Linked DNA regions of Homo sapiens: region 1 is linked to region 2. The links are chromatin loops, found by intact Hi-C in ENCODE. Cell type or tissue: gastrocnemius medialis. All regions are shown on one strand.

Evidence for each region. Hi-C counts contacts between places; a loop is a spot of excess contacts. Peaks named below come from ENCODE experiments on the same cell type or tissue, not always from the same donor. Only the 100,000 strongest peaks of a DNase experiment are listed, where the experiment ranks them.
Region 1: a loop joins it to region 2, with 4 times the contacts of the local background. A loop is called at or near these places in 23 of 110 quality-filtered maps.

Annotation. Positions count from the first base shown.
Region 1 is chr12:67,658,537-67,666,536 of GRCh38, reverse strand. It overlaps DYRK2 (dual specificity tyrosine phosphorylation regulated kinase 2), which reads right to left. Exons shown (of 3, transcript NM_006482.3): 3 at 1,131-8,000. The coding sequence ends at 7,824. Among named protein-coding and RNA genes, the nearest start is that of DYRK2, 14 kb to the right of the region's middle. In gastrocnemius medialis, a CTCF peak has its summit at 3,157 (motif pointing right); DNase peaks (open chromatin) are centred at 5,126 and 7,876; H3K4me3 peaks cover 911 bases; H3K27ac peaks cover 5,733 bases.
Region 2 is chr12:67,438,713-67,446,712 of GRCh38, reverse strand. It overlaps LINC02420 (long intergenic non-protein coding RNA 2420), which reads left to right and starts at 4,154. Exons shown (of 2, transcript NR_146500.1): 1 at 4,154-4,419; 2 at 5,241-5,715. The region is part of intron 3 of LOC105369812 (a long non-coding RNA gene); the gene reads right to left. In gastrocnemius medialis, a CTCF peak has its summit at 4,735 (motif pointing right); DNase peaks (open chromatin) are centred at 4,102 and 4,752; H3K4me3 peaks cover 656 bases; H3K27ac peaks cover 1,817 bases.

The DNA of each region.
Region 1 (8,000 bases), 220 kb before region 2:
TACTTTGTAACCAAAGGCATTAATTTGCAACCCTTTCTTTTCTTAAACAAGTAAGATACTGTGATTCCTTTTGATGCAATGTAGCAAACCAGACACAAATAGCAACAACAACTTTTCAGACACAAAGAGACATCACTGTTATTTCTACCTTAATGCAGATGGGCCTGGACTTATGAAAGGGCTACTTCCTGATAAACCCATCCGAAGTTGAAAATGTTGTAAACTGAAAGTGCATTCAATACCAGATAAACCCATCACAAACTCAAAACATTTTAAGTTGACCTATTGTAAATCAGAGAGCATCTGTTTTTCTGTATCCTTATGAGCCCTCAAATCCATTTTCTTTAAATGTCCATCCCCATCCTGTGGGCCAGTCTGCCATATCTTGCAAACACTTCCAGTTGGGCTTCCTTCATCTACTCTTACCCTTCTCAGTACTTTCCTATAAAGACAGCCAGGAAGAGCCAATCTGCTCATGGCATTTCCTCCTCAAAAATCTCTTGGTGGCTTCCTTACTTATAGGGTAAGGACCAAAATCCTTAATAGCACCTACAGGGCTTGGCATGTTCTGGTTCACCTCATCACTTTCGTTTCACACCAAATTCTCTCATTCTCTGGGCTCTGGCCAAGTGGCCCTGCCTTCAGTTGTTCACCTTATTTCCTCTAGCTAGCTACAGGGTCTCTATTCATGCTCTTTGTTCCTCAGCTCAAAAGCTATTTGTTTCCTGGGGAAGCCATCTTTGATCCATACAACATTGCACACACACTCAGCACAACATGCTTTTTCTTCACAGCACTTACTACTTTGCAACTATGCAAAGTATTTGTTGTATAAAATATGTATTTGTTCATATAATTACCCATGTAATGTCTGCCTTCCCAACCAGTCTAAAAACTCCCTGAAAAAGGCACTGTGTGTTTTGTTCAGCATTATATATCCCTAGTGCCTACAAGATTCTGGGCTGTAGGAGGCTTATTTAATAAATATTTGACAAATAAATGCCATCTGCATTTTCTATATATATATTTAAAGCTACCCTAGCCAAAATTCTGATAAACTCAATTTTACAGACAAGGGAAATTAAGTAGGGTATTCCTCTTCAGATAAAAAGATGACAAATTCGCCCAAATGTACTCATACATTTATTTGCTGCTGGTCCACATAAATTGCTTATAATTAGTTACATTTCTCCCAAAACAATTGAAAACAATTCAGTAAGCTTTACTTAAATGATTTGGGGCTTTTCATGGGCTTTTGCTTTGCAAATAGCATACTTCATTTTTACAAATGAAGAAATAGCCTTAATATATAAAACTCCTCAAACTTAGGAGGGGAGATAAATTGGGATAAAAAGCAAGGAAAGACACAATATTTTAGTTTGTAAAATTGGTTTATTTACAAATTGGTATTTTAAAATTGTATTTGAAATTTTTATTTTTATATATTTCCCTGGCAGGCATTCTATATTTTCTTAAATATGGAGGCAAAGGATAGGAAACCTGAGTAAATTTAAGAGATTTACCTGCTGCTACAGTCAGTAAAATTTAACTTTTAATCCCTGAGTATCAGTAAAGTGTCAAAAATAGTATTTTCATACTTTCAAATGTAAAAAAAAATTTAAGAACACAGAAAATAAAGAATGAAGCTACTATAATTAGCCTCTCCACAAATAACAATGAGAAGTCACTCTCTTACAAATTAACTGAGGGTGTGTGCACATGCATTAAGTTATTAGGTGCACTTAGACACTACGATGCTCTAGTCCTCAACTTTTTAGTTTGTCCCATTTGAAAAATATTCCTGGAAACTGATATGTAACTTAAATAATAGAAATGCCCATTGCTAGCTCAACTTCCCCCCCTTTCTAAACTTTTGTGTTTTATGTATTATGGATTTTCCCTTACTGTCCAAGACCAAAATTACCTGATTACAACCTAAGCCTCAAACTGCAATGTTTTTGTAGTCAACTTTGGAGCAAGTCACTTCAGTTTCCTCAAGTATCAAATGAGGATAATTATAGCTCATAGGGATGTATAAGGATAAACTGATGTTCATCCAACATCATGAAATCTCCAAGGAGCTTTCTATGTAAGGGGTAATGCTCTTCTGGAACATGTGATACAATCATAATATATTCTTGCTGCTCCTTAACGACAGATGACTTAATACTCCTAAAATGTCAGCTTTCTTCAGAAGAGTTAATATTAACTCATTAGTTTCCTCATTAAGCTTCCTTGAGACACATGGGAATGGCAATTATGCTCCCACCCCATATATATATATGAAATGTACCGCAGATATTAAGGATATGACCATAGCAAAATAGTAAGTCAAAGTCAAACCAAATAAGGAAACAAACCAAAGACTTCGCAGTAAGATGTAATTTTCTTATGTATGTGCAACACACTGGCAGTCATTTTTCATTTTGGACAGTGCTAAGTATTACTAATGACAAGGGTTTATCTGCCTAATAACCCAAAGGAAATCAAGTGTAATTCAAACTTAAGAAAAAAAAAGAAAGCCACATATACCTTCCTCAAATCCCTCTTAATGCTCTTTTCAAAACATGAAGCAGTCAAATCAATTTCCCCTTCTAACAGACCAACACTAATGTCAACTAGGGACATTTTCTAGAGCTAGTTTGAAGACAACTTCGAAGTTCCAAGAATATTTATTTGTGTAGCTGTTCATTCCAAAAGGGATAGGACTGTAGAGACTCAAACAGAATTGCACATTGATCAATTTTAAAAAGCGCTTTTGAAAGATCTGATAAAAGGAAAGAGAATGAGTAGGAACTATAATCTCCTGAGTCAGTCAGTCAGATCTGGACAAGAAATTTTAAATTGACATTGCCACTTTAGCACCAATTTTCAATTTTGTACATAATGCACATCTCTTAACACTTACATTTCTAAATATATTGGATTTTGGGGTTAGTTTGCTGATTGGGTTTTTTGCACTGGGTGTGAACTTTAAGAAGCAAGATTAGCAGTAACAAAAATCTATGGCCCAGGCTATGACGAGGCAATTGGGAACTCTTATGGCATTCCCTTGTTTAAGCATATCCCAGTATTGATGCAGGGAGCCACACTAAGTAATTCCTTGGCTGTTGGTAACAGAAGGGAAATAAATAATGATGTGAGGTAGTTCTTTCCACAAGAGGGTAATATCTGACTACACAATATCCCTGCAATGTCTGACGAATTACTAGAGCATCTGCTTGCTGTCATCTGTAAGTAAACTCTTAGCTTGGTACTAACTGAACTTGACAAATCATGAGCTAATTGCAGTTCCTAGGCCTTATTTTCTGAGCCAACCGAGGCAGGAGACACTACAACACAAAAAAATGTGAACCACAGAGACCACCAAGTACAAAAACTGCAAACTCATAAGCATTAAAAAACATTGGGTGGAACTGGTTAGAGCACATTAGAATAATTTACCAGAACTTGTGCAGAGAAAAGAATGAAGACTGGTGGGGAATAATTGACAGGTTCTGCTCCCCCAGCTTAACTATCATTGTGAAGGTTAAAATAAAAGAAGATATGAAGCTCTAGCATAATAAAGAACACAGCAGAGGCTATATATAAAAAAGTTAACATAAAAATCTGACAGGTGAAGGAATAGAATATCCTGGGAAAAGCAAGAACTACTTACTAAAACCTTTGTTTTTCCACTTGGAATCTGCATACTTATATTGAACTAATAAAGTATTGCTATGAACAAACTAGTAGAATGAATTATTTTAACTTCTCAAGACCCTGATATAGAGCTATCCATTTTGCATTCTAAACCCTCTCCAGGCTAATTGACAAAGGATAATACCAGAAATAGATCAGGAGTTAAATTATAGTTAGAAAGGGGAGAGAAGTAAGGTAGGACATTAAAATTTTATTCTGAAATTATCTCTGGCCACAACAATAAAATTTAACAGATATTCACTAAACAGTCTTACTCCTGTCATCAGCTGTATAATACATACAGTATCATAGAACTGGCCACTAGGATTAAAATCCACTAGAACATATTTAATGTTAAGTGGCGACAGCAGCATCTCACAGAAATTTTTACATACATATATACACAGTCCACATTCAACCATTTTCACATATTTTCAGTACACACAGTTGCAGCATATTACAGTCACGTGTCTAAGTTGTTGCTCGATAAAAACCCAAGCCACTGCCTAGACAGAACTGTAGCAGTTGAGCTGAGTATAATTACAATTAATTTTATGTATGTCCATAGCAGAGAGATGTACAAGCCCCTAAGAAACAGAGTTCACAAATACTTTTTTTAATGCTATTACAGCATTATGTTGGGCAATATTAAAACCTTTACCGAGACCAGATCAGTTTTTTTAAAAAGTCTTCTGCTTACCAGAAATATTTTTGATGAAAAAAATTACAAAAATGAATGCTCTCCTTAAAATAATTCACACTTTAGGATTCCAATATGGCCCAATGCTACTGATGCCTAAAGTGTTTTCTAACATTCTGATGGAGTCATTTAACACGACCCCAAACCACCCATTAAGTTTAAAAGTGGCTTAAGTGCCTTGCACCCAAATTGTAAAAATCCCTGGCCATCCTTACTAGAGCCAGGCACATATAAAAGGAATGCACTTTGGTTCATACCAAATGCCCTGGGATTAATCACACTATAAAATTAAATGGTTTGAGGTAAATTTTTACAAATACAGTTGATTTTTGTCTAGTGTTAGCATAACAAAAAAAAAATGTAAAAATCAGTCTGATGTTAAGATACAACAAAGACCATCTTTAACCCCTTAAATATAGGAAGTCCTTGTGTAACACTACCTGATGGTTATCTTTTTTCAGTGCCTGAAGATGAGTCATGCCTTATGGTTTCTATTAAGGCCTGTAACTAGATATTTAAGACAGATGTATCTTTGCAGAGATGGGTTCCATTCTTACTGACTAGAATTCGAAGAGTTAAAGAGGCCAAAAAATGCATGCCCTACAACATGGCATTCAGAACAAAAGGCACATTGTTAACACTAAGGGCACAATTTCTCCTCTACCGTTAATCTACAGTGTCTTGCACCACTCTGTTGTTCCACTGCTGTAGCAATATATTTAAGTGGTAATGAACACGCTGGTGGTGCAAGAAACAGAGCCAAATGAGACTGCCAAAGACAAGACAACACTGTGCTATTCCTAGATCTGAAAACAGCTCAGACATCCCCAAACAATGGTAACCTGTGAGACCAAAAACTGTTTCCAAGCCAACTCCTAATAGCCTATCAGAGCCTTCATTAATTTATGTTTTAAAATCACAAAGATGCAACATTTTTCTTTTTTTGACATGACAATCAAACTAGAATTTTATTAAAGCAGCTCTATTACTAAATGCTGAGATGTGGCAGCTCTTGTGAATAAAAAAATTTCACTGTATTTGGAGGGAAAAAAAAAAAAGCCCTACAGTGCTGCACATTATTATAGTTTGGTATAAAAGTTTCCGGTTTCCATTTATAAATAAAGATAGTCTCAAATTCATTGCTGGCATCTTAAGAACCAGTTTTGTGCGGTGGGGGAAAGACAAGCAGTATTAGTCCATTTATAAATGTTCACATGTATCGTCATTTTATAGGGAAATTAATAATGGCAGGCTCAGGTTTGTATATTTAAATGTAAATGTGAAGATAACTGGAAATGGAAGAGGAGCATTAGAAGAGCAAAACAGCATTATATGTTTTTATTGATTTAATGACCTAAAGAAGCTAACCATCATTAAGAGGCTGGTGGTCTTACAAAGCCACCAAACCAAGTCTTATACTTCTCATGCCTTTAAGCCAAAATCTAATATACAGATCTTTAAATTCTATAAGCCATTGATTGGGAGTATTGTCACATGAGCATTATTTAAAATGTAACTTACTAACATATTATTGCACTTCCACAGATTACACAGAAATGTGTATAATATGCTAAAAAATTTGACTAAGGGAAAAGAAGCTATAATTTCTAAACACAGAAGTACAAATTAATTTATCAGTGACACCTTAAATAGTAAAGCAAATATCACTATTTTAATAAGGTAACCTTATTACTGGTTTTTTGGCAAATATCTGAAATATTTCCTGAGCATTTTTTTCCACCATCAACCAACGAAGCCTAAATTAAAGTGTTTTTTTCAAACCTTTTTTTTTTTCTTAAGATAAACTGTAGGATTATTATTAAAGAACTTAACCGGAAACTTTCTTGGCCTCACTGGGGACCACGCTTTTAAGTACTTGTAAATCAATTTACAGGTAATACAATAATCTCTGTGCATATATAAGCTTACTTATCCTAATCTGTACTACCCAAAACCTATTGTCCAAACAGGCAGAAATCTTTCTATATTAAATTGCACATACTAAAAAATTTTTTTCACGTGCCTTGAAATTGATATAGATCATTGCTCATACATTAGTGATAAAATACTGAAATTTTCACTGTGAAAATAATTATTATTCAGAGAAGAAAATATTCTTTTACCAAACTCTCAGTTACTTTGCCAGATAAAGTGTCATTCCCACAAAAACAATCAGTGCAATCCAAAAGAAAGTAAAATAAAATAGAGGAATGCTATCTCTGGGGTTCTTCTAATGATACGAAGAATAAGTCAAACCATTTAACTTGAGGTTGAACTTTTCCTCCTCTAAACGTGTTGTTAACATTGGCCTTACTGAACAGCCAAAGTGACTTCTGTTCGTCCAGAGGATTTTCAACCCTCTTTCTTTTTAAAGAAAGAGTTGATAGTTTCCCAGGCTGAGAGAACCTTACAGTGGCACCTGAAAAGTGTGAACTCACTCTAATCTGCTAAATCTTCTTTGGAACTATGGAAATCCCCACCTTAAGTAGCTAGGCTGCTGTTCTTTTTTTAATTGGAATATGAAACAATGGTCATAATCACAGCTGAAATGTCTCTTTTCTGTATTAACAGTCTGGGATACACAGCTGAAGGAAGAAGACAAACTAAATGCAAGCAACAGACGTGTGGTATTAAAAGAGGAACAGAGAGGAGAAAAGCAGAGAAAAGGGAGGAACAGTTCATGGAATACAATTCTAAATTTAGGTGCAAAAGCAACTCTGTAATATGAGGCTTCTTTACAAAACAGCTCACCGATCATACTAGAAAATTTGGAGGAACACACACGTTTCCATTCCCATTTATCCACTAAAAGCTGCTTTGCCGGCTTTTAGAATGTCAGAATGCTAACTGGGCAGTTTAAACCTTGGGGATCTTATTTTGTATTTGTTTGAGCACTAGAGGAAAATCTCTAAGGTACAGTTTTTCTTAGAATGTCACTTTGATTCTGACCGTTCTCCTCCCACTACCCCCAACACCCAGATTAATTTATGAAAAACGGAAGCAGGACATGCTACACCTGTGCATGGACCTGGAGCATGGAGGGAAAAGGAGGGCCTTAAGGGGCTGTCACCCTGGGGAGGATATAACATGAACCATAAAAACATAGTGAATGTCTTTGACACCAATCTGTAAATGCGTGGCAGTCATGAAGTAATCAGTGGCCTGCCACTGATGTTATTATTCTGCCACACTAAATACAGTAAGGCTCATTGTACTTTTAGAACACAAAAAGTTTCTGAAAGTATAAAAACTTAAAGCATTGTCCTCATGTATTTTATAAAAACAAAATGAACAACTTTCTTACATTAAAATTAAGTGCTGAAAAGATACAAATGAGTAGAGTTATTGAGCAAATAAAAACAGGTCTGAGCTACTCCTTTTCAACCCAGTAAGGCTCAGCAATGTCGTATCTTTCAGGTTACCAGCATCAGGGGACGTGAGCTCAGCTAACAAGTTTTGGCAACACTGTCCTCTGCTGAATATTCCCATTGGCATCTGTCATCTGCGCCAAATTAGTCCTCAGTTTGGAAGCTGAGCTAGAAGGTGGAGGTAACTTGGATATAGATGTGATAGCACCGGTGCTCTCAGTTATCCTTTTCACTGACGTTTTCTCCCCGGT
Region 2 (8,000 bases):
CAGTATTTTTCCAATCATAAAAAAAGAAGTCTGTTTCTGAAAACACAGTTTGATTTGTTTATATTTCATGCAGTGTTAAAATGCTCAGTCGGTTCTAACCTTGTTTGCATTAATCCTCTTTTCGGAATTTGCACATTTGTTTTCAAAGCATTGGGTTGGAGCAGTTTGCTGCTACATGGAAATCATATCAGCAATCGTACTCAGAACATGAAATGAACCTGCACATAGAACCCACACAATTTTAATGTCTGCTAACCAACTGATAAGCACATAGGAAGGGCATACAAGAATTAGAATAGAGAGCCATTGAGCCAACAAAGGTTCACTTTCTAAGAATCACCACCTTCTGAGGTTACTGGTTAGTACTCTCAACAGCCATTGCAGCAGAGGCTAATTCATTCATTCACACATTCAAGAAATTTTTCCTTGGACATCTACTGTATGCCAGGTACGATGCTATGAGTTAGGACTAGACTAAGGAATAAAACACAGTCTCAGCCCCCAGAGTCTACAGTCTTCAGCTAATCATATAAACAAATAATGAGCTTTGCAAAAGCTTCTCCTCTCATTGGTATGCTCTTCTCCCATCTCTTTGTCTGGCTAAATTCTATTCAACCTGCTAGATCTTGAGTAAGATGTTTCTTTATCTAAAATAAGCGTCCCCAACCCCCAGGCCATGGACCAGCACCAGTCTGTGTCCTATTAGAAACCAGGCTGCATGGCTGGGTGCAGTGGCTCACGCCTATAATCCCAGCACTTTGGGAGGCTGAGATGGGTGGATCACCTGAGGTCAGGAGTTTGAGACCAGCCTGGCAAACATGGTGAAACCCCATCTCTACTAAAAATACAAAAATTAGCTGAGCGTGATGGCAGGCACCTGTAATCCTAGCTACCTGGGAGGCTGAGGCAGGAGAATCACTTGAACCCAGGAGGCAGCAGTTGCAGAGATTGTGCCACTGCACTCCAGCCTGGGTGACAACAGCAAAACTCCATCTCAAAAAAAAAAAAAAAAAAAAAAACAAGAGAAGAAAAAAAACCAGGCTGCACAGCAGGTGAGCAGCAGGCCAGTGAGCATTACCACCTGAGCTCTGCCTCCTGTCAGATTAGCAGTGGCATTAGATTCTCACAAGAATGTGAACCCTATTGTGAACTGTGCATGCGAGGGGTCTAGGTTGCACGTTCCTTATGAGAATCTAATGCCTGATGATCTGAGGTGAAACAGTTTCATCCTGAAACCATCCCTCCCCTTGCCCATCAGTGGAAAAATTGTCTTCCACAAAACTGGCCCCTGGTGCCAAAAAAGTTGGGGATTGCTAATCTAGAAAATGCTCCTTGACACCTCAAGTTAGAGTTAGGCGTCCTTTCTAGGTATTTCCATAGCAACAGTGCTTACTCCTATCTGAGGACTTTGCACTTCGTATTGCAATTACTTGTTTAATTATTTATATCCTCTCACTAGGCAATGAGCTACTTAAGGACAAGAGCTATGTCATGTCCATCTTTATATCCCCAATGACTAGCACTATGCCTAGCACCTATTAGGAACTCAATAGATAATTGTTGAATGAATAAGTGAATGAGTGATTGAGGTATTCATAGGGTATTATAAGAACACAGAGAAGAGACACCTAAAGATACTTCCTGGGAGAGGTAGCTTCTAGGGGAAGTTATAAATGGTTAAGTCTGAATTATCCAGGATTAGGCTGGTTGGACAGTAGAGAGAGACATTCCAAGCAGAAGGATAGCATGAGAAAAAGAAAGCCACAAAAAACAAAAGAGGCATGCCAGAAAATGCCCAGCAACACGTGGAGAGGACACACGCTAAGGCAGCCGTAAGGTCATGAGGGATGGAAGGTTCCAACCAAACCAGACTCAAACTCCATTCTTCCCTTCGTTCCCATCCAAATAAAAGAATGAACACACAGATCAGAGGAGTCCTAGGAGCTGATCTCCAGGGTTTACATACTGGTTACCAACATATTACATAGTCCCTAAGTCACAAACCATGCCAAAAACTCTTCCTTGATACAAGAACTATGTCTTACCCTGCCCTGTGAGGTTCAGTGAATGGGACCTTCCAGGGAAAAGGTGCCAGGTCATCTTCTTAATACACTCCTTGCAGAAGGTTTCTGTCTCTCATTACAAATGGTGGTAAAACACCTTGTTCGCTTTGGTAGGCCCACCTTTCCTCTGCCCAGCTTCTTCCTAAAACCTAGCTCCTTTTGTTCAACCTGAGCAACCCTTAGGAGAGCATGTTGCCTTATTTCTCCTTACTCCATTGTTTTTTGTCTTGTTTTTTGAGATGGAGTCTCGCTCTGTCACCCAGGCTGGAGTTTAGTGGCACAATCTCAGCTCACTGCAACCTCTGCCTCCCGGGTTCAAGTGATCCTCCTGCCTCAGCCTCCTGAGTAGCTGGGACTATAGGCATGCGCCACCATGCCTGGCTAATTTTTGTATTTTTTAGTAGAGATGGGGTTTTACCATATTGGTTGGCCTCGAACTCCTGACCTCGTGATCCACCCCCACCCCACCCCACCTCCCAAAGTGCTGGGATCACAGGTGTGAGCCACCGCACCCAGCCCATTGTCTTTTAAAATATTAATTTCAGTGATTTCGTCATTTACATTCAATGCAACCAATATCCTATTTAAGGTAATTCCAGAGTTTCAGTAAAACATCTCTGATTACCCACTTCAAGTAAGAAATTCTAAGAAGATCAGCTGATAGAGTTCAGTCATTAATTCATTCAACAACTATTTAACACATCTGTGTCAAGCACTGTGCTGGAGTCTGGAAATTCAAAGATGAATGAGAAATGGTCTCTACTCTTAAACTGTCTGCAGTGTGGAGGAAGTTCTAGGATGGGGAAATTGCTTATGTGGGGCAGTGCTGAGGCTACTGCTGACCTACCTAAGCCAGCACTTCAGGTTTATGCAGGTCCCTGAATCAGCAATACAAGCATCACCTGGAAACTTGTTAGAAATGCACATTCTTGGGCTCTTCGTACAAACCTACTGAATCAGAATAAGAGAGTGAGGCCCAGCCACCTAGGTTTTAACAGGACCTCCCAGGAATGCTGAGGCTCACTTTGGTTTGGGAATCTCTGGTCTAAGCTCTGTTCTGAATCACACCAGGCCTATATGGAAGGTGATTAGCCATTCCCAGCCTTCTTCTCTACAATCCCCCCTTCTTCTTTTAGGAGATTAACATGAAACATCAATCCAGAGTGACTACCCAAAATGAAGTAAAAATACTATTTTCTCACATAATAGCAACACATGACACTGCTCCCAAATCACAGAGACGGTTTTATGAAGATCAGTATGGTATGGACTAAACCGACTAGAGCCACATCAGCATCAACACAGAGGGATTCAGAAAGGATAATATCATCATTGTCTCCTGTATTAGTCTGTTCTCACATTGCTATGAAGACACACCCGGGACTGAGTAACTTATGAAGAAAAAAGGTTTAATTGACCCACAGTTCCACATGGCTGGGAGGCCTCTGGAAACTTACAATTGTGGCAGAATGCAAAGGAGAAGCAAGGTACCTCTTGCATGGCAGCAGGAAAAAGAGCCGCAGGGGAAACTGCCGCTTGTAAACCATCAGATCTCGCGAGCCCTCCCTCACTATCACGAGAACAGCATGGGGGAAACCGTCCTCATGATCCTCCCAATAGCCCCCAATCACCTCCCATCAGGACCCTCCCTCCACACGTGGGGATTACAATTCAAGATGAGATTCAGGTGGGGACACAAAGCCAAACCATATCATCTTCATTCTCCCCCCTGGCACTTGAGGGGAAAAAAGAATCATATCAGCTTGACTATTCAAAAAAGAAGCAAGAGCGCCACAGTTATTTCAGTGCATGGGAAAAGGGATAAACTGAAACAATAAACTTGAACGTTTAGGAATATAAAGGTAAGGGGGAGAGAGATAACAATCTTGGCCTCTGAGTTCTGCAACCCTATGGTTGTTTTAAACAAATGAAAGCAGATTGCTTTCTTCCTGGAGTTCTAGTGAAATGTATCTTGCCACCAGCAGACCGTTCGGAGCTCCTGGCCACAGTTTATTGGCTCATTGCCACGTGTCATTAGTGACCTATTTTCGCTGCTGTGAAATCGGCCATGTCTGAAGGCCCCCGAATCAGCAGTTTCTCCCTCCACTCACCGGCTCCAGGCTGGCAAAGCTGACACCAGTGCCACAGAAAATGCAACCCGCTGCCCTCTCCCCAAAATGTGGGGAGAGCACGGTTTTGCTATGAAGATGTCGGCTTTGACCTGAGGCTGACTTGAGAGCCCAGCTGTCATGTCTCTTCCAAATAAGCTGCTGAACTTGGAATTATCTTGGCTGAATAATTAATCAGGACTAAAAATAACCTCAAACTGCCTGGGCTTTGCTTAAATCCTACACAGGTGAGAGAAGTAGGTTTTTTTTTTAACGTAATTGCAAAACCCATATTTTGAAAGGCTCTGCACCAAAATATGAAAATAATTACCCAACATGCCAATTTGGGAGATAATTCACAGTTAATCTGGCTCTCTTAAAAAAATGCCACCTTTTGAATTTCACATTGACTTCAGATTGTCAGTTCTTGGTGGATATGAAAAGCAGCCGAGAGTTGTACTCAAAATTTTCTAAGAATACCTTCAAACACAAATCCATGGGGAAAAATATATCCGTTGGTATAAAGAGCGCCTGTTACCAGGCAGATTAGACAGTGAGCCGAGTTCCACAAGAGGGCGCCTTCCCCATGCTTCCTTCTCGAAGGTGAGGGCGCTGCGTTTCCGCCCCAGCCTTGGCTGCCCTTTCTTTTCCTTTGCCCTTATACAAACGATGTGCTCCCAAGAGCGAATGCTCAGTGTCCTGTGGAATGCTACTCCTGTGACCACTTTCTAGCTGAGATCATCAGGCAAATGTTATCTCTGTAACATCAGAGGAGCAACTTCAAATGATGAGAAATCAAGCAAAACATTAAAAATACAGGGGGAAAAAACAAATACATCTAAACTGCCTTCTCTCCATGGTGATCTAGCTTTGTGTGTTCATTTTCTTGATATTGCTGTGATACAAATAGGATGTGATGAAATGAAAGTACATCCATCACAGCAATCTTGTGTCCAGCCTGAATCTCAGACCCAGATGTGGCTCCAACCAACAAGTGACCATGAGCACGGGGCCCAGGTGTATTCTGGGAAGCTGCTCACCCTCACTGCCATTTCTTTCATCCCCGTAGGCACAGCATCACCTTACATCGAAGACAGATTCAACGAATCTGCCTCTCATCCTAGGTGGCCACTAGGCAACTCCTCTGGGACCATTTCTTCCTGCTCTATGCTCCCATGACCTTCATTCATACTCCCTCTTCCCCTGCTGGAAACCTACTTCTTTTACCTCCTCAAAGGTAAAAGGACCAGCTGGTGAACAAAAGAATACATTTGCTCTATCTAAAGAGAAGCATTAGAGCAAGGGAGGAAAAACTGATGCAAGACAAATGACTTGGGCTCATCATAAAATACTGAGCAGTCAGCAGAACATTAAGAAGAGACTTCTACTCCCCACCACACACATAACCATCTGCACACCTGAATGCCGAGACTAAGCCTCACCAGACGCCAGCAGCATAAATGAGAGGAGTCACTTACCCCTCTGAGGCTCAGGCTTCTCGACTGGAAAAAAAAAAAGATAATAAAAATATCAGTTCAGTTGGGCATAGTGGCTCATGTCTGTAATCCCAGCACTTTGGGAGGCCAAGGCGGGTGGATCACCTGAGGTCAGGAGTTCAAGACCAGCATGGCCAACATGGTGAAACCTTGTCTCTATTAAAAATACAAAAATTAGCTGGGCATGGTGGTGCATACCTGTAGTACCAGCTACTCAAGAGGCTGAGGCAGGAGAATCACTTGAGCCCAAGAGGTGGAGGTTGCAGTGAGCTGAGATCATTCCACTGCACTCCGGCCTGGGCAACAGAGCAAGACTCCCTCTCAAAAACAAACAAACAAAAAAAACCTAATGAATTGTCAGTCTCAAGCCAGTGGGTAGCCAGTGGGTAACCTGGTAATGTAATGGTTCTGTGAAAGAGAGGGTCCATAGAATACAACAAATGTGTGATCTTGTTACTTCATTTGCTGTGATGTGAGCTGAATAAGAGTCACAAAGAATAAGAGAAGAGCTGTGGTTGTTGTACAGAAATAAATACTATTCATCTTGAAACTTTCACCTCATCCCCAGAAGTATCCAATAGAATTTATTAATGCGTATTTCCTACCCAGTGTAGTCAATCAATGTGTAATAAAAATGCTGATGGCCACAGCTTAAATTATTAAAATTCTAGCAGGTTTACCAGGTCCTGAGCTTAGAAATGCATGCAAATCTCTTCATTTGAATAGTTGACTTAATATCATTAGTTCCCCCCTATATCCTCTGGTTAGAGCTCACCTCTAATGAAGCCTCAGGAGCTGATGATATTCCCATACAGTCTTGTTAGTTTTAGAGAGAAAACTCTCCCCACAACCACAAAAGTCTTCTCCTAAGCCCTTAACCTAGAGGTGTCACAAAGAGCATGAGGCATCATCACTCCTGGGACAATGACCCTAAATCCTTGTCCCACTGAGATAGTAGCCTTATCTTCCTGTCAATAGGAAACCCTTGGTCATTTGTTGTGGGCCAAGAGGAACCTGTGGCCAGAGGACGTTAGGAGGAAAACCTGGTTTGGCAAAAATGATGCAGAACAGGGACTTGCCAAATAGTAAGGGTAAAAAGAAGATGACTTCTAACTGGCTATGTGGCTGAAAGTCACCGAAATGGGCAGTTCCACCTTGTGGCCTTTGGCTCTCCAGAGGCAGGAATGAGGATAAAAAGGTAGTGGAAATACCTAGAAGATGAGACCTGAGACCAGCAGAGGCAGAGAGGTCTTTCTGGTTTTCTATGGGAGAGTAGCATTCTTCATTTCTCTCCTCTGTGCTCCCTGTGACTTCTGTTTAACTTCTGTCAAAGTAGTTGTGACGCCACATCACTCTTTCTTATTTGTCTATGTCCCTCAGTAAACTTCAAGCTCCACGTGGGCCAGAACCAGGTTTAATTTGTTCATAATGGTGAATAAACTTGTATCCCTTGAACTGATTACAGCCCAAGCTCAAAAATGTCTTAAATGAGTAAATGAATGCTGCATACAAAGGTTAGCCCTGAAGGAGAAATGAGCAACATATTCTAATGGAGATGTATGTGGCACAGAACTTGGAGATCAAAGTCAGCCTCTTGGGTAGACTTCAGGGATGGGCTTTAAACAAAGAGGCAGGAAGATCCATAGCATTACTTGGGGGATGAATAAGACTCTAGAATTGAGTTGGCCCAGAAATTTTGGGTACAAGCAACACTCACTTTGTTTGATATGATTACAGAGTATTTTCTTCTGTTTACTACTTTCTTTAATTTAATTATGTGATAAAAAGTGATCACTGTGTGTATTAGTCTATTTTCATACTGCTATAAAGAACTACCTGAGACTGAGTAATTTATGAAGAAAAAGCTTTAACTGATTCACAGTTCCACATGGTTGGGGAGGCCTCAGGAAACTTACAATTATGGCAGAAGATGAAGGGAAAGCAAGGCACATCTTACATGGCAGAAGGCAAGAGAGAGAGTAGAGGAAAATACCACTTTTAAACCATCAGATCTCGTGAGAACTCCTTCACTTTCACGAGTAAAGCAAGGGGGAGACCGCCCCCGTGATCCAAACACCTTCCACCAGGTTCCTCCCCCAACACGTGGGGATTACAATTCGAGATGAGATTTGGGTGGGGACAGAATCAAACCACAGCACTGTGTATTTCAACTACTTCCAGAGATGATGGGCACATAAGGAGTAAAGAATAGAGGGGGGGACAATTTCCTCCACGTGTCTGGAAGAACTTTCACAAAAACATACTCATGGGTCGTTCTACTCCAAGAAGACGGATAGCTCTTAACACATAGTAAATAACTTTTCTATCTGAAG